Linked DNA regions of Mus musculus: all the other regions are linked to region 1. Evidence: chromatin loops called from intact Hi-C (ENCODE). Cell type or tissue: gastrocnemius. All regions are shown on one strand.

The links. A loop is a pair of places that touch in the nucleus more often than their neighbours do. Peaks named below come from ENCODE experiments on the same cell type or tissue, not always from the same donor. Only the 100,000 strongest peaks of a DNase experiment are listed, where the experiment ranks them.
Region 2: a loop joins it to region 1, with 4 times the contacts of the local background. A loop is called at or near these places in 18 of 42 quality-filtered maps.
Region 3: a loop joins it to region 1, with 2.1 times the contacts of the local background. A loop is called at or near these places in 14 of 42 quality-filtered maps.

Annotation. Positions count from the first base shown.
Region 1 is chr7:48,872,494-48,880,493 of GRCm38, reverse strand. E2f8 (E2F transcription factor 8) reads left to right here. Exons shown (of 13, transcript NM_001013368.5): 2 at 93-216; 3 at 1,791-2,069; 4 at 2,396-2,552; 5 at 4,723-5,037; 6 at 5,361-5,522; 7 at 7,097-7,234. The coding sequence starts at 202. It overlaps LOC115486422 (a long non-coding RNA gene), which reads right to left and starts at 2,453. Exons shown (of 3, transcript XR_882082.2): 1 at 2,382-2,453; 2 at 2,047-2,163. In gastrocnemius, no CTCF peak of the experiment used is centred here; DNase peaks (open chromatin) are centred at 1,898 and 3,772; H3K4me3 peaks cover 266 bases; H3K27ac peaks cover 306 bases.
Region 2 is chr7:48,809,024-48,817,023 of GRCm38, reverse strand. It overlaps Zdhhc13 (zinc finger, DHHC domain containing 13), which reads right to left. Exons shown (of 17, transcript NM_028031.3): 10 at 5,599-5,699; 11 at 1,448-1,572; 12 at 542-604. Among named protein-coding and RNA genes, the nearest start is that of Zdhhc13, 24 kb to the right of the region's middle. In gastrocnemius, a CTCF peak has its summit at 4,498 (motif pointing left); no DNase peak of the experiment used is centred here.
Region 3 is chr7:48,824,297-48,832,296 of GRCm38, reverse strand. It overlaps Zdhhc13 (zinc finger, DHHC domain containing 13), which reads right to left. Exons shown (of 17, transcript NM_028031.3): 16 at 7,566-7,663; 17 at 4,860-5,428. The coding sequence ends at 5,290. Csrp3 (cysteine and glycine-rich protein 3) reads left to right here. Exons shown (of 6, transcript NM_001198841.1): 6 at 1,591-1,899. The coding sequence ends at 1,667. Among named protein-coding and RNA genes, the nearest start is that of Csrp3, 20 kb to the left of the region's middle. In gastrocnemius, no CTCF peak of the experiment used is centred here; no DNase peak of the experiment used is centred here.

The DNA of each region.
Region 1 (8,000 bases):
TTTGTCATTTTTTGTTTGTTTCCGGGGGCTCTTGTGTACGTGAATCATTTTCATCAGCTCTTAATTCTTGCTTTACTTTTTTTCCTTTTAAGGATAGTAAAAAACTTTAATCGATTGGACTACTTAAACCACTGGAACTTGGGGAGGAACTTCAGATTTTTCGTTTTTAAAGACACACTAAATGTATGAGGAATTGACAAAATGGAGAACCAAAAGGTATTTTTAAAGTCCAGTCTATACTGTTGCAATGTCAAATGAAGTATCATCCTGAGTTTTTCGTTAATAAGTTTTCTTAAATTTTTCGTTTGATAGTCACGAATGCTGTATCCTTTTGGTTAACTTTTACAGAAATCCAGAAGGAAATTTTAATTTTTGAAGAGGAATAGGGTTGTCCAGGGTTAAAGTAACCTTTTTGTTTCAAAAGTTTAATATAAATTTAATATATATGGAAAAAGCTTTGGGGTTTTTTCTGTGCTTAAAAAATTATGTATATGTTATTTACATGAACCATTGGAATTCACAAAGGTCATAATTTGATACTGGATTTCTTTGTAAGATAACATTTTAAAATGTCAGCCCTTTAACCTACTGGGCCTCCAAATGCTGTTCCTGACAGATCTCCTGGAAGCATTTAGATGTTAGCTCAATGCTGTCCTTGGCAGTGTTCACTGAAACCCCACCCTTGGATCAGCACCTCCTGAGGGCACCATACTGAACTGAAAATTCAGGTGCCAGCCCCATGTGACCTCCCTCTGCCTCGCATCATCGTCTGCTAAGTAGCAGATTCAGCAGAAATACACACTGAGCCCTTAGTTTCATGGTTGTAATAGAGGATTGTTAACCCGGGCTCCCAAAGTTACTGAGGAAACAGTGTATCTCTGTTCTCTGAGTTGTTGCCTTCCAAATCCCTTTCTTTAAGAATGGTGTACTGCCTGGTGTCTAAAAGTGAAGGGGGCCCAGTCTCTACTATCTATATGAATTGCTCTTAACTTACCAGTGTAGGTAAGTGCTAACTTACCATAGCAGAAACTAGCTCTGAGGCCTTAAATGGCTAACCTTACTTCCCTTGGTCCCATTTTCTGCATCTGTGCCTCAAGCGTTGATGTTGAAAGCAAATTTTTCTGGTCAGAAGTCCTGCTGGTAGGCGGGAGGCCCTAACCGTAAGGGCACCCTCACCTTGGCTGCTTGAGCCTGTTCCTGGTATATCAATGAGCAACCACTGCTCACAGCCACTCCACTGGGTGGGGCCTGGTGTGGGTCCTGAAAGCCTTTACCTGATGTCTCATTAGTAGGAATTTAGGAATTTAGAAGTGATCAGTTACTTAGAGTGATTGGTTCTAGTAAGGAAAGGGAAGGGACTGAGCTCTAAGCTATCTTTACAGCCCTCCTTTCTCAAAATAGAATTTAAAAATAAAACCTGTAGTTAATGTTATTTATTTATTAATGTAAATTCTTAGATCACATGGTGAAGACATTTAGATCCATAGTATCTACCAAGTTAAAAGTGGGAAGTTTAACTATTAAATTTACCGTAGTAGCAGGGGACATGCCTGTAATCACAACAGAGGCAGAGGCAGGAGGATTGTTAATTTAGGGTCAGCTTGTTACTACATAGTAAGTTCCAGACTGGTTGGAATGTATAGTGAGACCTTGTCTCAAGCAAAAAAGGAAAATACTGTCCAGAGATCACTGTGATATTCTTAACCTACTTGGTCAATATGAAAGGCAGAAAGCCTTTCTGCTAGGTTCTGTTTTACAATGAACTCAGTTATTAATTCCTCTTAAACCAGGAAAACCTCTTTTCTGAGCCACATAAAAGGGGACTGATGAAAAGCCCCCTGCATCCGTCCTCGAAGGCCAACATGGTGTTGGCTGAGATCCAGCCTGACTTGGGCCCTCTAACCACACCAACCAAGCCCAAGGAAGTCTCCCAAGGAGAGCCATGGACACCCACAGCCAACCTGAAAATGCTCATCAGCGCCGTGAGCCCCGAGATCCGAAGTCGAGATCAGAAAAGGGGCCTGTCTGACAACCGAAGTGCATTACCTGAAGCTAGAGACTGTTTGCACGTAGGTTTACAGGGAGGCTGGGTGGCGTTTGGGGGCTTGTGGATGAAGGGACGGTCAGTGTGGAGCCCGGAGCTGTTGGAAGGCTGTTGACCTGCTGAACATGGGAAGAGTTTGTAGCTTTGGAGCACAACACCGGGAATTGTACTCTATGAGTGATCTTTATCCCAGGCCTTAAGACCATTCCTATTCCCCTCCCACTTTGTTGCAGCTGTTCAAACCGCGTGCATGTGTGGGTAAGAGGAGTTAGTCATCTAGCACAGAGGCCCCCCAATAAATCTGTCATGCTCTATTCCAGAATGAGACATTATTTACCTTTCCCTCTGCAGGAACACTTATCAGGAGACGAATTTGAGAAATCCCAGCCGAGTCGGAAGGAGAAGAGCTTGGGGTTGCTATGCCACAAATTCCTAGCGCGGTACCCCAAGTACCCCAACCCTGCTGTGAATAACGACATCTGCCTGGACGAGGTGGCCGAGGAGCTCAGTACGTATGCCAGTTGCCAGGATGGTTAATGATTAGAGTGAGTCTGTGGACTTAACTCTTTTCAATCTGAGCTCATATAGTCACACTATCACAGATTCAGATAAGACCGTGTGGGAATTCAAAGCCTCACAAGTCCTGTTAATTTGAGCATAACTCGGTCTTGGAAGCAAACAAATGTCGGTGGAGAGTTTCTGGGTTCGGGTTGTCCCTGAAGCTGCACAGGAAGGAAATGGTGTTTTATGACTTGTTTCACAAACAGCTGCAGCTCTGGCATTCACCTTGACCCTGTCTGTCCCTGAGGAACTAGTGTATCCACAGGTGCATGAAGGGAAGATCTGCCTCTCTGCCATTTGAGACTGAGGATGGGTTAGGAGGCGGTTATTCTGTCTTTGGTATAAATTATGGGTGTCCTCTCTTTATCACTTGGTAAAGACCTGGTTCTAGAGCAGGAAAGGAGGCTAGCAGATAAAAAGCTTTGCGGTCGTTAAAATACGTTTTTGTGTGCATGTATAAGTATGGGTGTCTATGTGTGTTCCTGTGTGCACAGGGCCAGAGGCCAACTTTGGATATCTTTCCTTAGGAACCTTGGTTTCTGAGAACAAGGAATCTCACTGGGACCTGGGGCTCACCAATTCATCGAGGTTGGCTTTTCAGATGGGTGCTGTGGATCAAACTCAGGCTAGCACTCTCCCAGTGGAGACATGTCCCCAGCCGGAAAGTATCTTAGTCTCAACTTTGCAGTATATGCAGGATAGTGATTTAATGTGTAGTTTCACTCCATAAAGAAAAAGACCGCCTTTCTAAGCAGGAACATTAATACACTGCTTGGACCCACCTGCTCTTCATATACACTCTGTCTGGCTAGGTGATGTGTGTGTGTGTGTGTGTGTGTGTGTGTGTGTGTGTGTGTATGCAGGAGCTTGTATAGATCTGTAAACAGTAGAACCTATCTTCAGTAGAATAATGGTTACCAAGCAAAGGACATATGCGAGTTAGGCAATATTTGTTACAGAAAAGGGGCGGGGTTATCTAGAACATCATAAAAGGGCCAGGCATGTGGGAGCAGTGCTTTCTGACCATAAACTAAAGGCTCAGATCAGGCCTGGCTCTAATGCAGACATCCAGTCCAGGTCTTGTAAGAAGAGAAGCAGAGGCCTGTGAGGACTGGTGGGGAAGGGCTCCTGGTGTGTCTTTATGCTGGTTCTCAACTGGAAGTCACCAGGAACAGCAAGAAGCCACTAGGGGGAGCTCTATTAAGCACATTCCCAGAAAGGATAGATTCTGTCCCGGAGTGAAATGAAATCAATAGTGAAGGTACATTTCTGAAATAAGCAGAATCTCACCATGCAGAACACTGAAACCCTCTCTGGATTTACAAGAGCCGTAGAATTGCTAATCTTGGCGTCACTGGTGATAGGTGGAACGTGGACCAAATTAGATCCCAAAGAAATGTAACTTTCTGTTCTTTCATTTTGGTTTCTGAGAAATGACATCATGGAGTTTATACTTTTTTGAAATCTCAGCAGTTTTAAAGGAAGTGTGTGTGTGTGTGTGTGTGTGTGTGTGTGTGTGTGTGTGTGTTTGGTCTTAGAGACCAGAAAAAAATGTTGAATCCCTTGTAGCTGGAGTTACAAGTGGCTGTGAGCCGCCCACTATGGTACTAGGAACTGAACTCTGGTCTTCTGGTAGAGCAGCAAGCGCTCTTAACTATTAAGCCATCTCTCCCTCCATAAATCTCAGCACTTTGTGCCTGTGATATGACTGTGGCAGGTAGACGTGGGTAGTAGGAGGGGAATAAAGGAATGGGCTCAAAATTGTGGCAGTTAGACGATTAGAGGCTTGGTCTTCCCACTTCCCAGCTATCACTGAGGCAAGTCTGAACTTCTCTGCCTTCAACAGTAAAATACAGGTAACAATGGTCACCACACGCATTAGAATACAATTGTCCTGGATGATACAATCTAGATCCCTCCGTAGACGGTGACTGTAATTTAAATGAGCTCGGTTCTGTGAGAGAGCCATGCCTTTCTCCGCTCTACGGTGCTTGTGGTGTCTACTGTATTACTGCATTATTCAGATGTCCCTGCTGACTAGTAAGTAGGAAGAGTTACAGAGTACAGAGACACCCGTACTGCGAACACACAGTGAAAAGTCTGTGCCTTCTTGGCAGATGTTGAACGTCGGCGGATTTATGACATTGTGAATGTCCTAGAGAGCCTGCACATGGTGAGCCGCCTTGCCAAAAACAGGTACACTTGGCATGGCCGGCACAACCTCACCAAAACCCTCGGGACGCTGAAGAGTGTCGGGGAAGAGAACAAGTACGCTGAGCAGATCATGATGATCAAAAGGAAAGAATATGAGCAAGAGTTTGATTTTATCAAGAGCTGTGGCATAGAGGACCACGTGATCAAGTCACACACTGGCCAGAATGGGCATTCAGACATGTGCTTCGTAGAACTCCCTGGAGTAGAATTCCGGGCAGGTGAGAGGCGATATTGCATGGTGCTCCTTGTAGGTTGCAAAAAACAGATGCCACAGAGACTCCGGCGGCTACTCGGCAGCTGCCATAGCTTGTGTTGGGGTTGGGTTTGGTTTGATGAGACAGGTGTCTCTGTACTCGAGTCTGGCCTTGAGTTCCTGATGGTCCTCTCACTCTGCTCCCCCAGTATTAAGGATCTGGGCGTGTGCCGCCATGCCCAGCCACCACTGCAGCTGTTGGCTGTATGGTCCTAGTGGTGCTATTTTTAAGGCTTGTTACTTTGCCTCCTCGAATGTTAATTCCCTAATCCCCGTTCTTCTCCAAAGCTTCTGTAAACAGCCGCAAAGACAAGTCCTTACGCGTGATGAGCCAGAAGTTTGTGATGCTGTTCTTGGTGTCGACGCCTCAGATAGTGAGCCTGGAAATTGCTGCCAAGATTTTAATTGGGGAAGACCACGTGGAAGATCTGGATAAAAGCAAGTATAAAAGTAAGTGTCACAACTGCCCGGGAGGCCCGGGAACCATTCATGAACAACAGGACTCCACTTAACCGTTTGATCGGGCACCGAGCAGATTTCTGGGTACACGTCTATGTTTGATCTCTGCCCGCCTACCTCATCCCCACCCCTCCAGTGAGGCCACTGCTAACCGGTGGAATTCAGCAAGACATAGAACCTTCTTATGGTCTGGTGCTTTAGTGCCATCTGACACTGTGACTTGTCCCCATTTGACGTGGTTAGAAGCTCCCAGGACTCAAATGAGCAGTCCGTTGTCAAATAGCTCCAGCTTCGAGATCTCATCTCTCTACTAACGCTGATACGTGAGGGTAGAAGTCGTTTTCACTAAATTGTCCCCTGATGGTCTTGCAACACAGATGGCTTGCTACTTTGAAAGAGTTCTAGCCAGATGGCTGCTGTGAATTCAGCTGGTTCCTAACCAGCTCTCTCTTTCCATGATTGTGGCGGGCATTGAAGGAACCTCCACAGAAAAGGTGTGGAAAGGAGCCGAGCAGACAGGAGTGAGCTTCCTTCCACAGGCTTGTATCCACGGGAAGATGATGCAGACGTAGCTACTGGGGGAATCAATAAGGCAGAGCTGTCCCGAGAGCTTGTAGGTTGTCTGGGCCTTTGCCCTGAGATTGCCATATCCTGTAAAGCTCTATTAGTGTGTAGAAGTAAGTTAAAACATCCCTGGGTTGATAGTTCATCCACAAGACAGAATTAAGTAGAGAGTAAGGCACTAATACTGTCAGTGCTTGGAAAAAGTGTAATTTGAGGAGACACATCTTGATACTGCCAATGGGTCCCCTGCTTTTCTGAATCACCAGGGCTTTTCAACTCCACGCTGCCACTGGTCAGTCACAGCTTTGGAAGCTGTTCCAGGAACTACAAATGTGTCATTTGCCAAATCCTTGGGGGAATAAACACAGAGCAGGGCTGTGAAGCAGGAGACTCAATTTGTAACTCCGTACTCTGAACACTGACACAAGGCCAGACTTGTTAAAGGCAAAGTTTTTCAAGATCAGGGAGGTGTGTAGAGTCTTTGCATATTTTGCAGGGTTAGTATATATGTTTGTGGTATAGAACTTTGCAAGCTTATAATACTGTGTAAATCTCATTATAAACTATCATGGTTAGAAAAGCCATGCATTTCCAACTGCTCCATTTCTGATTCTTCCCGTTCTGACTCATGAGAAGACACCTAGGAATATGACATTTCACAAGCAGACCATCTCATCCAGTCACTTCCAACGGGAACCTAGTTACCACCGCCCTTTCAAAACTCAAGACCAGCAGTCACTCCTGAAAAATTTAAAACTCTTTTTTTTTGTTTTGTTTTAATTCAAGCAGTGTTGCTAGAAGCTATAGTTGTGTATATATATATATATATCATATTATAGTTATTGTTAGACTAACTTGAAAGGAGTCAGGAGTTTCTGCCTGGTGCTGGCAGGTAGCTCTTGGATACACCTGACTTTCTTAGGAGACAAAATCCTGTGGTCTTTCATTATTCTATTTAATGCTATACATGCTTTTTTTCACCCCCTCCCCTCAACCCCCAGCAAAAATTAGGAGGCTGTATGACATTGCTAATGTCCTGAGTAGCTTGGATCTTATCAAGAAAGTCCATGTTACAGAAGAAAGAGGTCGAAAACCAGCTTTTAAATGGACGGGCCCAGAAATCAGCCCAAACAACAGTGGTATGTATGCTGTTGTTGTTGTTTTTATTTATTGTTTGTCTTTTAAATCTAGAGGGATTCTCTCCCCTCCTCCCTACATAGCCCCACACGTGGGAAGACTATATGTAGATAATTGGAAAAGCAGTGCAAGATGAACACTCCCACAAAAGGTGGCTACCGTGACTTTGGGCGCACTTGCAGGGAGAGGTCCTTTGGAACAGGAATTTGAAATGAAGGCTCTGGAGCAATAGTGAGGACTGCGAAACCCAGGGCCACAATATTTTCATTAACGTTTATGCTTGGCCAGTGTCTTCTGTGGCTGTGCTCGTAGATCTATTGTGGGATGCATTTCTGAAGAGGGGACCCCCAAGTGGAGCAGGCATGAGGGCCACCAGCTTCCACCAGCTCTCACATTCCCCTGATGAGAAAGTAAACAAGACTTTATATACTACAAGAGAGGAAAATCAATAGTGAATGCACTCCGGCATTTCTCTGGTCTTGAGATACAGTCCGATCTCCATAGCCACCTGTTTAATATTGAAGGATTCAACCATAGAATGAAAACATTGCTTTGGTCTGTAGTGAATGTGTGCAGATGTTTTCCGGTCACTGCTCCCTAAAGAATATGCCGTGACAACTCTTCGTAAACATGGGCATTATGTTAGGCATTTCAAGTAACGAAGAGAAGACTCAGCATAGACTGGAGGCTGTGTTTAGCTTCTATACCACTGTACGTGAGGGGCTTGTGCTTCTGCAACTCTTGGCACGTAAGAGGCATTCTGGGACA
Region 2 (8,000 bases), 63 kb after region 1:
GCGAAGCTCTGGAAGGCCTTACTAATAGGCATTTCTGTACGTGACAGGAATGAGCCTCACTAAGAGAGCTCTGAATTCAGAGACTGTTCATACTGGCTAAGGAAAACTCAGGCAGTGCCACATTCAGCATGAGCACTGAAATAAGAAAATGGAAATCACAGTTCCACTTCAGGTTCTTCTAATCACCCACTCCCTTCTAAGCCTCAACTCAACTGCAAAGTAGGAGGTTTCAGCTATGTAGCTTTAAGATGCTAAGGTGCTTCTGACTTGCAGTGAATTCTGACATCCACTTCTTGTCAGGAAAGGCAAATGAAAAGCACTATGGATAAGTTACAGAGATTAGCCACAGAGCTTCGTGAGTATACATGTTCTTTCACATGCTCATAGTGGAAAACTGGTCTGACAGAAATACAAAATTAGAACCAGGTAAAAAGGAAAGTGCATTCACATGCCATGAGGATTGAATAAATGCTTATGTAACCAATGCTACTAAGAATTTGCCCTTACTATGAAAAACAAAGTATTAACAAGAGAGACTCACAAGACATGATGTGCAAAATGTTCTGAAGTCCAGAGAGCCAGTCTCTGCTAGGGTGACGATATTCTGAAAGACAAACACCTGGCCTTAGGGTGCATTTAACTGGGCAGTGCTATCCACAGTTATGTGCCATTTGCACAGCTTTTATGCCACCTCCAGCTTCGGAAGTAGCCGGAATAGCAATGTGGAATACTCTCAACCCAGTCACTCCATTCTTGAAATAATGTAACTTTTCAAGGTGTTCTTTTAGGCAGTGGCCAAGAAGTCTGACTGCTAAAGATTATTCTTCCATACCCCTTTACCACCTTCTCACAAATGGCAGTTACAGCTTGCTGGGGCAAAGAAAGAAACACAGACACAGACACAGACACACACACACCCGACTCATGAAGGATAAGCACCCAAACGGAAAGCCGCAAGCACAGGCCTCGCTCGCTCGCTCGGCCTTCCAGGACAGGCCTTTGGTGGTGGAAGACAAGGTTCTCCCTAACTTCTAAACTCCAGAAACAGATGCAAAGAGGCCATGTCTCTGGCAATTTCACACATGAGGAGGAAAAGGTACCGCCTCAGCTATTAGGAAGCAGGAACCTGATAAGGTACATTCTCATCACTTGGACATGCAGGCAGGCATTCAAGACTAAAATTGTAATGAAGAGGGAGATCTGACAAGTCTAATAAAACTCAAGTCTAGTAAAGATTGATGAGGGATCACTTTTTACAGAAAATAGGTGTTTCTAAAAAGACTTGTATACAAATGACAAAGTGTAACTGTGTAGAAATCTCATTTTGATGATCTAATCTGCCCACATTTTATGTTGTACCTATTAAGTAGCAGACACTATAGATGCAGCTGTGCCAAAGGCCAGCATGGCTGCATCTCTCAGAAAAACACAACAGAAGAAGACTCACCACTTTCCTCTCTTCCTCCGAAGCCTTAGTGAAGCCTGGATCAGTTGCCCAAGTCTTGTAGAAAAAATAGAGAAAGGCCATGATGCTGAAAATAAAAGCAAAATACAAAGGGCTACCTGCTGTATGTTAAAGCCATGTTAAGGAACACAGCCGATCTCTACTGAGAAAAGCATCATGTGTGAAGCAAGCAAATGTTACCATTGTCCCCATGAACCTCTCTCTCCTGCATCCCACCCCTGACTTCCCTATGTACACACACCACCCAAAGCGTCCCTCTTCCATGTTCTGATCCTACAGAGTCTGCTCCTGGTTAGTCAGTAACTAGTGCTTCATCATTGTTGAAGCCCATTTTAAATACTAAAGAAAACCAGCAACCATTCTGAAAACTGAAAAAAAAAAAAAAACCATCTAAGCCTTCCAAATATAAGTTCTTCAGGTGTAACTGTGGCTTTCCTCAGACCATCCAGAAACACATTCTTTGCTCTTTCTCACAAGACAATTCAAAGAAATGCACTTGGGTCTGAGATTTCAATGCACTTTCCCTGTAAAGTAGATAAATGCTTACATGAGTTTCTTCCTAGACTTTAGTAATCTGCCCTTGTAACTGTTCTAAATTAGAAACTGTCCTCCTGATGGCCAGATGGCGACGAAAATGAATAGAAATCTGCAATTGACAGGGCCGAGGAGGTAGGGGGCATCTCCAGGAAGAGACAGAGACCTGGGATATGGGAGGTACCCAAGAATCAATGGGGGTGACTTTAGCTGTGATTCACAGCACTGGGGATATGGAAACTGGAAAGGTCACTGCCTGTACCCAGGCAGGAACTCCAACGGAGCGATAGGGAAATCAACCCATCCACAAAACTTTCAACCCAGAATGTATCCTATCTATAAGAAATGCAGGGGCTGGGGTGTGTTTTAAGACAACGAGTAAAGTGAGGTGGGGATAAAGCAGACCATGCTGGGGAAAATGAGACCATACCATTATGGTCATGTCTGTATTTCTGAACCTTTTCTATTAAGATAGCAAATTCTTCTGACCTTTTCCTCACAGGTACCAAACTTGCACCATGGTGTGAAACACTGGCAGTCCTCCTTCTTCTGTTTCCTATCTAGGGTTTAGATATAATGTCTATTATGCTTGCAGAAAGGAGTCTAGCAAGGATGTCCTCTGAGAGGCTCCACGCAGCAGCTGACTTAAAGACAGATGCAGATATCCACAGCCAAACAGTGGATGGAGCTTGGGGACTTTTATGGAAGAATAGAAGGAAGATGGCCTTGATGTGCCTGGGTAGGGGATACCCATGCAGCGAGAAGGGGAAGAGGGATGGAGGGAAAGAATGTGGGAGGGGGTGGCTGGGAGGGGAAGTGAGTGGGATGTAAAGTGAGTAAGTAAAAGAAAATACTAATTCATAAAAAACAAACAAACAAACAAAAATAAACCCACTGCCCTCTTTGAACATTATATCCTATTTGGGAAAAGCTGTTAATATGAGTATATTAATTCTGAAAAAGATTATAAGGATTAAAAACTGTCCACTTTAAAATGTTTTTAAAGTGGTACTTTTTAAAGTTACAAAGTACCATTTTGCTCCAGAGAAGAAATGAGTGTGCAGTAATAAGTCAATGAGACAGTAGTAAGCCTGACTTTACCCAATGTAAATACTATTGGCCCAGCACAGTAAGTATTGCCTTACAAGGCGTTACTGAGCTACCTTCTACTAACTTCAGAGGCCATAAAACAGATGCTCAATTCTTACTACTCAAAGTTGGAAACTGAACTTTGAGCTGAATGTCAACACCTGGAAGGCTAAGGCAGGAGGTTTTTGAGTTGAAGCCAACTTGGGGTACAGAGGGAATTCTAGGCTAGTGTGAGCTGCTCTGTGTGGACACACACATTCCTGTACTACTACTAAATCAGAGTAGGACAGCTTTCTTGAAAGCTCAGTCATGAGTCACACCAACTCTCTTCCCTCTTTTGCTCCTTTTCTGGTGTAAGTGAGACCTAGGAGTTTGTGCTGGACTTGAACTCACTGTGGAGCCCAGGTCAGCCTCAAGCTTTCCATTCTCCTACCTCATCTCCCAAGTGCTGGAATCACAGGTCTGTATATCAGCACAGCAAGCTCCTCAGATTATTTGCTATTTGACCTAAAAACTAAGTCTTATCTATAGCTGACTCTGAAATCATATAGGGCTTTACACCTACCTATCTAGCACTTAGACTTAAGTATAGCCAGGACCATAAAGGAAGCACTCAGTGGCTCATCATTTCTTACCAAATCTTAATTGTAGTCATTACTAAGGCTCATTTCTTTCATCCAGTCCTTCTCATAAAATCCAAATACATTACTTACTGCACACATGAAAGAACCTAAGAAAACAATCACTGAGTTGTCCCTAAAACACAAAGTATTATTTATAAATGCCAATTATGTAGTGAGGACTGTATACAGCTCTTTATACATCATAGCATAGTAATTCTTGCAGCTTCCTCAAGAGTTTGGTACTATTGCCCCCTGACAGAAAAACAGACTTGGTGACGTTAAGTAACTTGCCCAATGGCACATTAACATAAAGAAAAGGTCATCTTTGTTAGTGATTATCCCTGCCTATCTTGTGAGAGCCTTGGGTTCAAATCCCTGACAGGAAGGAAAGCCAGCCTTTACACTGGGAGCAGTAGTACATGCCTGTAATTCTAACACTCAGGAGAGTTATCTGAATCTCAGTGAATTTGGGGCCAGCTTGGCCAAAACAGTAAGTTCCAGGGTAGCCAGCACCACAAAGTGAGATCTCATCTGCAACAACGAAATAAGAAAAAGGTCCTGAAATTTAGAACCAAGACAACATGCTTCCAGAGTGTTCTTCACCCTTTTCCCATAAGAGATCACTGGCTATGGGACAGAAGCCCAGGACCAATCCTAATTGGCAGCCTGAGAAAGGCAAGTCTAAATATTTGGGCTATGTCTTTACAGGCAAAACAGCAGCTGACCCACAGGGCAGTTCTAGCAGCATGTAACACTAGCCTTGAGTGAGCTGTGCCATCTACTGGCTTGCATGCCTTCACTCTAGCATGGGAGTTCCTCCTGACACTTAAGATTCTATCTAGCTATGAAAATCAATTTTTCTAACTTAAGTACCAAGCACTTCCTAGTTTACAGTCAAGTGAGAATTTCTGCAAATGAGGTTAATAAATGATGGGATTTTATGTCTTGTTAATTTTTGATTCTGCAAAATCAAAATAATCTGATGTATAAAATCTAGAATAACTGAAGTTGCTTATACTTACCTATAATTTCAAAAATTGTTCAGTGACATAAAAATACCAATCATCCCTTTTCAATACAATGTCCCCTGTCCTAGCTTCTATGAAAACTGAGTCACCTATAAATGATCTGATAGGAACTGTGGTAGCCTTCAGTGGTAATAAGAAAGCTGGTGTTCATTAAAACAACCACCAAATCAGTAATTACAGGACAAAGGTTAGAGATATTTTCTTTTAAGCCCAGTGATATCTATACTACTTATGCTTTCATTTAGGTTAAAGGAAAATAAGCCATATTAGAAACAAAGGTTGGAATTAATTAAACAGTTAAACAGTATTAAAGCAAAAACAGGCACAATGGCTATAGATGTGTGCACTCTGAAAACTCATATGCCATCCTCTTCGTTCCTATGGGAAAGATCCTTATATCTCTCTTATGTATTTCCTCGATAAACACCCTCTTCTTTTCAGAAATACCATTATCAGAAAGAGACGCAGAACATAGAAAGTAAGGCAATAAGCTAAGAAGCATACTTCTTCCCCATCACATTTCTTCTTGTCATATAAGCAAAGCAGTGTTACAACAGCTTCATAGCAAGGACAAAGAAGGAAGTCTGGAAAGCGATGAAGACTGGACATGTGTATGCTGTTACAAATGGATATAATATTTTGTTGTGTTTTGGTTTTTGGAGATAGGGTTTCTCAGTGTAACCATCCCTGGCTATCCTGGACTCGATTTGTAGTCCAGGCTGGCTTAGAACTCCCGGATATCTGCCTGCCTCTGCCTCCTGAGTGCTGGGATTAAAGGTATGTGCCACCATGCCCAGTTGGCATTAATGATTTTTGAAAGTAAAACAAGATATGCATTTCATCTAAGCTTAAAGGATATCAGGAAAGAATAAGATGAACCAAGTCATAAATATCCAAAAAATGGAACTTAGCAGAAAGACTGTCGGTAAGTACACAAGGTTCTTATAGCCAACCAAAAACCTGTAAAGAAAAGGGTAGAGCATGTTAGTGAAGTAAGGCACTGGTATGATTCATGTTAATTCTTCTAATTCTCCAATAACAATGACAGTTACACCAGCAGCAGCTTTCTCCCCTGACTGTCAGTTTATTCTTGCACATGAGAAAACTGTACAATAACCTTCCAAAAGTACACATTCCAGTTCCTCTAAGTTACTAATAACTATTTCATTCGTAGAAACAATATATTTTCAACGAATAGTTTATATTTCTATTGTGACAAATCATATTTTTCATATAATTTTTAAATATACCAAAATATACAAATGTAAATAGAAATTCACCTTCACTTGTAAGCAAGTTTTTGTCAAGAACTGTTTGTGAAACAGCAGGTGTACAGAACCTTAGCACTCTGACTCTGAGCTGGTGTCAGAAGCAGAAAGGACATGAAAATACACAACAGCTAAAAGGACAGTAGTCACCACACACTAACAACCTTACTGCTACAACAAGCAGCCTGAGGATTGCGTAACTGTTCAAAAGGTCAGTACTATAGTTTCAAAAGTAAAACACAGAAATGCCTTCCATATCAAACTCAATATAGTCACCTTATAAACAAATACATTTTACCCAGATACATCTTTTTTTTTAATTAGATATTTTCTTTATTTACATTTCAAATGTTATCCCCTTTCCTAGTTTCCCCTCCGAAAATCCCCTATCCCTCCCCCCCTCGCCCTGCTCCCCAACCCACCCACTCCCATTCCTGGACCTGGCATTCCCCTATATTGGGGCATTTAACTTTCACAGGACCTAGGGTTTCTCCTCCCACTGATGACCGACTAGGCCATCCTCTGCTACATATACAGGTAGAGCCACAAGTTCCACCATGTGTTTTTTTGATTGGTGGTTTAGGAGCTCTGGAGGTACTGGTTAGTTCTTTGATGTTTCTTCTATGGGGCTTCAGACCCCTTCAGCTCCTTGGGTACATTCTCTAGCTCCTTCATTGGGGACTTGTGCTCTGTCCAATGGATGACTGTGAGCATCCACTTCTGTATTTGTAAGGCACTGGCAGAGCCCCTCAGGAGACAGCTATGTCAGGCTCCTGTCAGCAGGCTCTTGTTGGCATCTGCCATAGTGTCTACCCAGATATATCTTAAAATTGCCATCAGAAATGGCTAGTGGTGGATTTTAAAAAAGAGTGGAAAGGAAGGCAAAGGTTGGTAACTAGTACCTATGACAGGAGCATTTAAATTGTTTAGTTCAAAGAAAAAAAATGCATGAGGACCATAGCCATAATTAAGATAAAAGCATATCTAAGAAGAACCAAGGACCTCAACTTGGCACCAGGTACATGCTACAATAGGAAAAAATGGAGTCTGTCTGTGCAAACTCCATGTCTGAACTAAGATTTTATAGGGAAAAGGAGGGCACTTGGTCTAATTAAATGGTTCAATGAATTCCCAATCTATAAGAGCTTGCTATTTGTGACAGGTGTCACATAGCAGTCTGGATCAAGAAGCTTAACAAGAATATGATGTAGGAATTGATCTGCCTGAGTGCTATGTGGGTACACTATAGGAATGAAGGCAGGAGACCAGGTAGGAGGCTTGGCAGGATAAATGTTGGGAGCGAAGGTAAGGGGAAAACCAAGGATGCAAGGGACTCAAGGATGACACCCACACTCATGCGGGGCTGACACCTTGTCAATAAGGCAGGGAAGAGACTGCAATATGAGAGGATTGATTACAAGTACAGACCACACACCAGATACTGTTCTAAGCATTTACACGTATTAGCCATGAACTGGCTATTATTGCAATTATACTCACTTACAGATGAAGAAACTGAGGCACAGAGAGAAAGAACAGCTTGTCTGAGATCAGACTGGTATGTATAAAGGCTAAACCTGGATCCAGGTCGTATGATTCATCAGTATAATCATGCACATTTCTCTGTGTGTTAGCTTTAAAGAAAACTACAATGTATTTACAGTGTCATTACCTCCCCTCATTATAATCAGGCCGCTTTACCGAAAAACAGTCAAATAGAAAAATAACTAGTGTAAAATGAATTTAGAGATAGACGAGGAAGAAAATTGTAAAAAAGTGGGCAAATGCTTCAAGATATAAAATGGTTAGAGAACTCTCTTCATTGCTGACAAACTGAATGATATAATATGTGGCCCACATTATTTACTTTCCATCAATTGTCAGTTCAACCACACTACTGAATTGAACAATTGGCTTTCAGCCCAAAGCTATGCCACCAAACCCTTTCTCCCTACCACCCTGAGGATGCTGTCACATGGTTCAGTAATATTTA
Region 3 (8,000 bases), 48 kb after region 1:
CAATCAGCATGGTAATCCCTCTGAAAACGCAAACCTAGCTCTTCTTGTGGTAGATATATAGTGGTGCCTGGCTGAGGGGAGGGTCACCCTGCCTCATCTGTATGCCTTCTTCTCTCCTCCTGACATTTGCTTCTGGTGTTGCAAGTCACTTAGCAACCACAGGAACTAAATTGATCCTTACAGCCCTGCCCCTCAACCTCTTCCACAATTCCTTGGTCCTGTGTGGAGATGGCAAAGCCTAGCTCCCTCCTGACACCTAGTAAAAAAAGGCCATACTAGGGAACAAAGTTAATTTGTCCTCAACTCTGCAGCATCTCTATTCTGCAGCTCAGAAGAACATCATCATCTAATGATGTTTGTGGTGGACAGAGAAAAGGAGAGAGTATGTGGGGTGTGTGTGTGTGTGAGGGGTAAAGAGGGATTGCTACTTGAGATGAGGTAACAGGTATGGCAGCACATACCTGTAATCCCCACCATGTGGAAGGCAGAAGCAAATAGATAGTAAGTTCAAGGCCGATAGGTTATACAACTGTCTCAAACAGATCCAAAAACCATAGATAAACTTTCTCCATGATGGCACAGGACAGGAATTCACGTGCTATTTGACAGCTATAGGAATGTGCACACACAAACATAAGTATATATGTATATATATAAAAATATATGTATATAGGTATGTATGTATATATATATATATATAATTTATGAACTTTACATTCCTATTGAAGCAGCCCCCTCTCCTCCTGGTCTCCCTCCCCCCATCTCCCCTTCCCTTCTCCTCTGAGAAGGGAGAGACCCCTCAGGGTATTACCCCACCTTGGTACATCAAGTCACAGCAGGACTAGGAACATTCTCTCCCATTGAGGCCAGACAAGGCAGTCCAGTTAGGGGAACTCGATTCAAGGTAGGCAACAGATTCAGAGATGGCCCCTGTTGTAGTTGTTGGGGACCCACCTGAAGATCAAGATGCACACCTGCTACAAATGTGTGGGGGCCTAGGTTGGAGGCCAAGGGTTCAGGTTAGTTGACTCTGTTGGTCTTTTTGTGGAGTTCCTCTTCCCTTCAGCTCCTTTAATCCTTCCCCAACTCGTCCCACAAGACTCCCAGGGCTCTGTCTAATATGTGGCTGTGGCTCTATGCATCCATTTCTAAAATCTCTCTCTCTCTCTCTCTCTCTCTCTCTCTCTCTCCAACTATGGACATAGATAGAGATATATTTGGGCTTGAAGGGTAATATGGGTGTGAAAAGGGGCATTCCAGGAACAGGAAACAGCAACCTCTTAGGAAGGACAGTATAGTACATTACAGGAGCTGCAAGCATTTCTCAGTGCCTCGTGGGTGTGGCAGCGCAGAAGGCTGGGCAGGTAATTCTAGCTGGTTTATGCAGAGTATTGTATAACAGAGTGTCAGTAACTCCGTGAAGTACAAAGACATAAACGAAGGTTATTAGCAAATCCAAATACAGCTTGGTTTCTTTAAAAGTTAAATTTACCCAAAGGTTACCACTGGCAAGTAAAAAGGATGATGTTCAGGCAGGACCTAAAATAGCAATGCTAATCAATCTATTCTCTCTTATCTTCTGGTTCACAGTTTGCTATGCCAAAAATTTTGGCCCCACAGGCATTGGGTTTGGAGGGCTTACACAGCAAGTGGAAAAGAAGGAGTGAAGCTGCCTGCTTTCTCACAGCCCTATCAGTCAACAGCAGTGCCACGTGATCCCACAGATGTAGTTTGTCCCCAACAGCCTCCTTTGTAGCTGGACAGCATTTCTCTTCAGAAGCAGTCATAGGCTGCACCGAAGTAACAAGAGACCACTGGGAATGTTATCTGCAACAGATGCTTCACTATTTACTATTCTTGGGATGGGAGAGACAATAAATGTTTTAGTGGTACCATCTCTATATTCGTCTTCTTTGCAGAGAGGAAGAGGGAGGGAGGGAGGGAGGGAGGGAGGGAGGGAGGGAGGGAGGGAGGAAGGGAGAGAGAGAGAACACTAGTTTTAAAAAACCATCTGCAAAAGATGAATTTCAGAGTTGGCCATGCAAAGGAAGATGATGTTCCAGTGTTTGGTACGGAAGGAAGCGTCCTCTCTTCCTCATAACTGAGGGAAGAGAAGAAAACAGGAGGAAATAGAAGCCATGAAAGCAGATTCTGAGAGGTAAAGCTAAGCTAAGAGAAGGACTGAAAGGCTGATCATTTAGTCCTATCCTGGGCTTTCCAAATGTGTGGAAACTGGCTTGCAAGACTTGGCCTATGATCCTGTTACAAATGACAAGATGATGGTTTCCTCTTATTCTACAATTCTTTGGGGTTCAGCAAGTTTCTCAAAACTCTTACATCAAATTGCTGGCCTCACTAATAAAACACAGCCAATTAAACACGTCTTTAATTCTTTGGTGGCTTGAATCTTTAAGCAACCACGACATTTTCCCTACCTCTCTGCAATTCCTTAATTACTTGGAAAGCAAATAAAAAAATATAAATCTCTTGATAAAAAGCTATGAACACTAGGCAAACCTATCAGTTTCTCTATGCTTCAAGTTCCAAGAAATGTTATCTTTAAAACAAGCAGTCATGTTAGGGTGGTGGCGCATGACTTTAATCACAGCACTTGGGAAGCAGAGGCAGACAAATCTGACTCTGGTCTACAGAGTGAGTCCCCTGACAGCCAGAGCTACAAAGAAAAACCCTGTCTCAAAAAACAAAACAACTCCCCCGCCCCAACCCAAACCCAAACAACAAAACTCAAGCAGCCATTTACCTTATGTGATGAGTCGGACAAGGATCTCTGGATTTTAAGAGCCATACACTATTTTGGCTTGCCAGACTCCAAGCCTGCCCAGGAGTCAGTCACATGTGTGCCATAACTGCAGGACAATGCAACTCCCTCTTTCTTGGCTGCAGTTCAGACACCAGCCCCACCAAGTATGTGTCCAGGAGATGAAGATAAAACTGTCACCCATTAGCTTTGGCCTGCCTCTTATCTTCTTGCCCCACTTCCCAAAGTCTCTTTGCTTTTGACTCAAGGGTAATTCTAGAACACATCTCTCCATTCTCATTTGGTTTAAGTATGAGTTCACTAGGGCTGCCGTAATAAAGTACAACAGACTGGGGGGCTCAACCATTTAGATCATTTCTCCTGTGCTAGAGGCTGAAAGTTCATGATCAAAGGGTCACCATGATTGGCTTCTTTTAAGTCTTACTACTTGGCTTATCCCGGCTACCTCCTGTCTTCACATGGTCTTCCTAGCCAATGTTGTCTATGTCCTAAAGCTGGCTTTTAATCCTTAGGACACCAGAGTGAATCAAGGTGTATATATCATATGGATATATGATCTGATCCAATCCTAATTACTTCTCTAAAGGCTTTGTCTCAAAATACACAATATTCTGAGAGATTAGACCAGAGGACTTAACATTCTGAGGAGGCAATTCCACCCAGTAAATAAAAGAGCCTATTATATACGGACCTTCACAAATTAGTCTCAGTCTGGTCCTTCAGTTTAGGCTTCACCCAACTTCCAGCTACACTCAGGTTTAAATCTGTCCTAACATGCCCTGCTCTCTGCCCACCATTTAGTGGGCTCTTTGCTGATGCTCTTCTTTCTGCTTGAAATTCCTGTAAAATGGAGCTCCCCTCCATCTTTATTCCTTAACCTAATGGTTTAACCTGGTAAACTACCACCCATCAACTCCAAGTCAAATGCCTGAGCAGATGAACCCACCTCTGAGCAGAATCTCTTTTTTTCTTTTTATTAGATATTTTATTTACACTTCAAATGTTATCCCTTTTTCCAGTTTCTCCCCTCCCCCTGCTTCTATGAGGGTGTTCCCTCACCCATTCAGCCACTCCTGCCTTCCTGCCCTGGCTTTCCCCTACATTGGGGCATTCATTGAACATTCACAGGACCAAAGGCCTCTCCTACCCACTGAAGGTCATCCTCTGCTACATATGTGGCTGGAGCTGCATGTGTACTCTTTGGTTGGTGGTTTAGTTCCTGCCGGGTCTGGTTGGTTGATAGTGTTGTTCTTCCTATGAGGTTGCAAACCCTTCAGCTCCTTGGGTCCTTTCTCTAGCTCCTCCATTGCTCTGTCCAATGGTTGGCTGTGTGCATCCACCTCTGTATTTGTCAGGCTCTGGCAGAGCCTCTCAGGAGACAGCTCTAACAGGCTCCTGTTGTCATGCACTTCTTGGCATCCACAATAGTGTCTGGATTTGGTACTTGACTTACCAAATTCAGTACAACCATGTTATTCTATTTCCTGTTGCTTTGGTGCCCATCCTGTCCTCTGTAAAGAGTACCATTCACAAGCAATCCCTTGATAGTGTCCACTGAGCCTCTTCTTGGCCTCTAAATTCTGATGTGCTATTTGCATTCCTGTGAACAGCTCCTAATGTTTGCTATATTACAGTACAGTTTCATGTATGTTAGCTTCCCCTCTGCCTTTTACAAAGCTCCATGATTACAATAGCTCAACAAGTCACTGTGGAATAACTCACAGATACATGAAATGCACTTTCCATCTGTGAAGACCTAGAATATGGAGGAAGGAGAGACCCTTGAAGAACTGACCAGTGGCCCAGAGTGACACTGGTACACAGAACAGCATCATTCTGGGGTGGACAGGCCATGAGGAGAAGCTTAGCTTTCCCCTGTGACAAGAACAGGGAGGAATCAGTGAGAAAAGTAACTGGGAGAGCCGTGCAATCTACAGCAAGAGTTAGGTGGATGCAGCATTCTCTCTGGAACAGGAAATCAGTAGATACAATCACTGACCGACTGATAATTAACTTCACTATGTCTCTCTCCCATCTTTCCAAGACTCTAAAGATGTGAAGCATTAGAAACTAAGTCTCAAGTATAAAAAAATGTTTTTATTAAGTGTGAAAGCAAAACAGATACATCTATTTAAATATTCTTTACATATTTATAGATACAACAAAGACAAATAACTTATCAAAAATTACAAGTTTAAAGAGTACTATTTTTAAAAAGCCAATATAGTATTTGAAAATACTTTATTTTATCCATAATCAGTGACTATTAGGTTTTTTTCAAAAGTAACTCATGTTCTTGGGGAAAATATTTTCATATGTTTTTAAAAGCTGCTTGCCAAATTGCTCAGTAACAGGCCATCTTTCTGGGTCTGACGGAAGGTCCACTCTTGCTGAAGACTGTATCCCTTATCCTTTGACCGTGGTAGCTGAATATCTCACTTCACTTTCAGCAATAAGAGCACCAGCATAAACAAAAACAAGTCAGAGTGCATTTTGAGGTGCTTTTTTTTTCATACAGAGCGAAGGACTTTCTCTTTGGCTGGGTGGAAAACCATGGTGTACTGGGATGTCCAATCTATGATGCAGGGCTTCACTAAGCCAAAGCAGCCACACTGAAAGAAATCTGCCAGGTTCTGTGTGAATCCGAGGCTGTGAAGAAAAGAAGAAAGGACAGCTCAGCATCTCTTGCGCTGATCCTGACAAGTGTCCACCCAAACCACAAGCATTCACTGAGTATCTGCAAACCCACACTCTCAGAGGACCTCTGCGAAGGTAAGAGGTGAGTGGCCAGAACCTTAAAGCTGAAACCTAGCTCCATCTGTGGACCCAAATTCCCACTGAGAGACCCTGACAGCAGGTCAACAAATCCAATATATGTTTCTCCATCACTTCTCCTCGCTCCCAGTCACTGCCATTACTAACCTTACTCCTTCCATTCTCACCGGACTTTATCTGAGAGCTCACATAGGCTAGAGCTGTAACTAGGAAGGTGGCCTTTTCCCAAGCTTCTGGATGATGTTCCTGTCCCAGTTCTTTCCAGTTTACCTGACACACTGAAGACTGTCTTGTCCCGTAGAACCCTTATACATCCACACCCTCTTACTTTCCAAACTTAACCCTTTCAAGATACCTCTCTGCTCAGAGGAGCCTATCCAACCTCTTCATTTATGTATTCAAGACCATACTCAATGACTCCTGCAAACCTCCCACTCCTATGTCAGCTGTTCTCCCATGATTGTGAGCTTTGCGCCTGGAACACTCTCTCACCCTTATCTCTGGCTGATTCTCAAGATCTAGCTGATATTCACATTCTTTTAGAGCCTCCAACTGTAATTGTCTTTGGCATCACTTTTTCTCCATCAAATTCCTGAAACAGTTCTTACTCCAGCACAGGGAATACTTAACTTTAATGCACTCACCTATGTTCTATCTTTTATGCTAAAGCCAATCTACACACAGCAAACTGTGTATGCACCCCTGGACCATCTGCTGTTAGAATGGCTCTCTCTACATGACTAACCTAACTGGAAAACGTCTTTTCAGGAAGAGGGCTGACTGAGTAACAGTGGGAAGACATGCTGGCAATCACAGGGTCAAGCTCAAGAAATATTACTGAATTTGCTAACAAGTGGGCAAAGAAGTAAGATCTTGATTTGGACAGGAATTTGGAGGTTAGTCTCAAAGTGACTCTAAGGTCTTTAGTTCCTTGGTCTCATGTTCTTATCCTTAGCAAATAAGGCTCAACTTTCACCTGTGCTGCTCCATGGACGTTTCTCTAGGCCTCAGCCTGCCCTCCCTCCTCTATCAGACCCTGCCTGATATACATCTCTTCTACCTCTATCACGAGACGCCTGTATTTTAAGAACGTTGGGATTAGAGGCATGCACGACCACCTCTGACCTGCTTCCAGACTTCAATAAAGCAAATATTCACCCCTTTAGCTTAACCACCAAGACACAGACTATGACTGCCAGTTTGAAGTGAGCATCACCAGCTTTACACCACTCTCCAGTCCTGAGCACAGCCATCTCCTCTCTCCGCTATAAATCCACACTGTAATCTCAAACCAGTCTGATTCCTTTGTCTAACCGCCAAACACTAAGAGCAGGCTTTGAAGCAGACTGCTCATGAGATACACAGTGAGTGCTCAATCTCGAGAGCTCTCCGTCACCTCTGCCATACGCCCAGCCTCCAAGACACTGATGTAGGTGGCAGGAGATAAGCTTCAAAGCCTGTCCTTTCACATGACAAGAGCAGAGTTCCTACCAAGCACTCTAATTTTCAAACTGGGAACAGGTTTTACAGAGCTCAAGTTCTAACGAGATATACTCCAAATCTAAAAATGCAGCTTTTCCCTGACCCAGGTGGGCACATTACAAAGAGAATAAAAGAATTTCTGGGGCTAGAAGGCCATGCGGAAGTTCTGGCAAAGCACACTACCTGATGCTTTCTACAGAGAACCCTGAGGCTGGCTTGTCAGACACATGCCAGCTTAACTATCTCACACTGACTCCTTGCCAGCAAGACACAACCTTGTGACACTTGGTTCAACTGGAGAATCCCCATCTTGGCAAAACTTCAAAGTAACTTATATTTGCACTGAGTCCAGTGGACTGAATTCCTGACCCCATTGGGCATATGACCTTATCACTTAAAACCTAACCTTGAGGCTTCCAAGAAAAAACGGGCTCCATTCCATGAGATAGGTTAGAAAATGGGACTGGGTCAGGAAATCAGTACCTGGGAATCTTCCAAAGACTTGGTGACCAGATCAGAATTTACTTACTTGTATGGTGTTTTCCTGAGGGACAATGTCTGTTTCATGTGCCTGCTTTGCTTTAAGAGGCTGATTCTCTCATGGGAGGTTAGGCCCAGAAATGCAATCTGAAAAAGATGGAATTATAAGAATTACAACATGGATTAAGAATTATAACATCATGGCTCTACTATTCTTGAAAGCGCATTATAAGATGGTGGCAACTGTTTAGTATTCTCACCCTCAGACTTCCAGCAAAAGATCACACTGAGGACAAAGAGTCACAACCTTACCCTGTATTTTACCATGTAAATATGGCTAGACTTATTGTCTGGATTTTATTAACACTCAAGAAAGCTCTGCACATTAACTTGGAATTATAAAAATATCTTTTCACTAATTCTTGTCATGTCTTATGGCCATATTTAGATTTCAACAGAAGAACACACATTTGTTGAACAACCG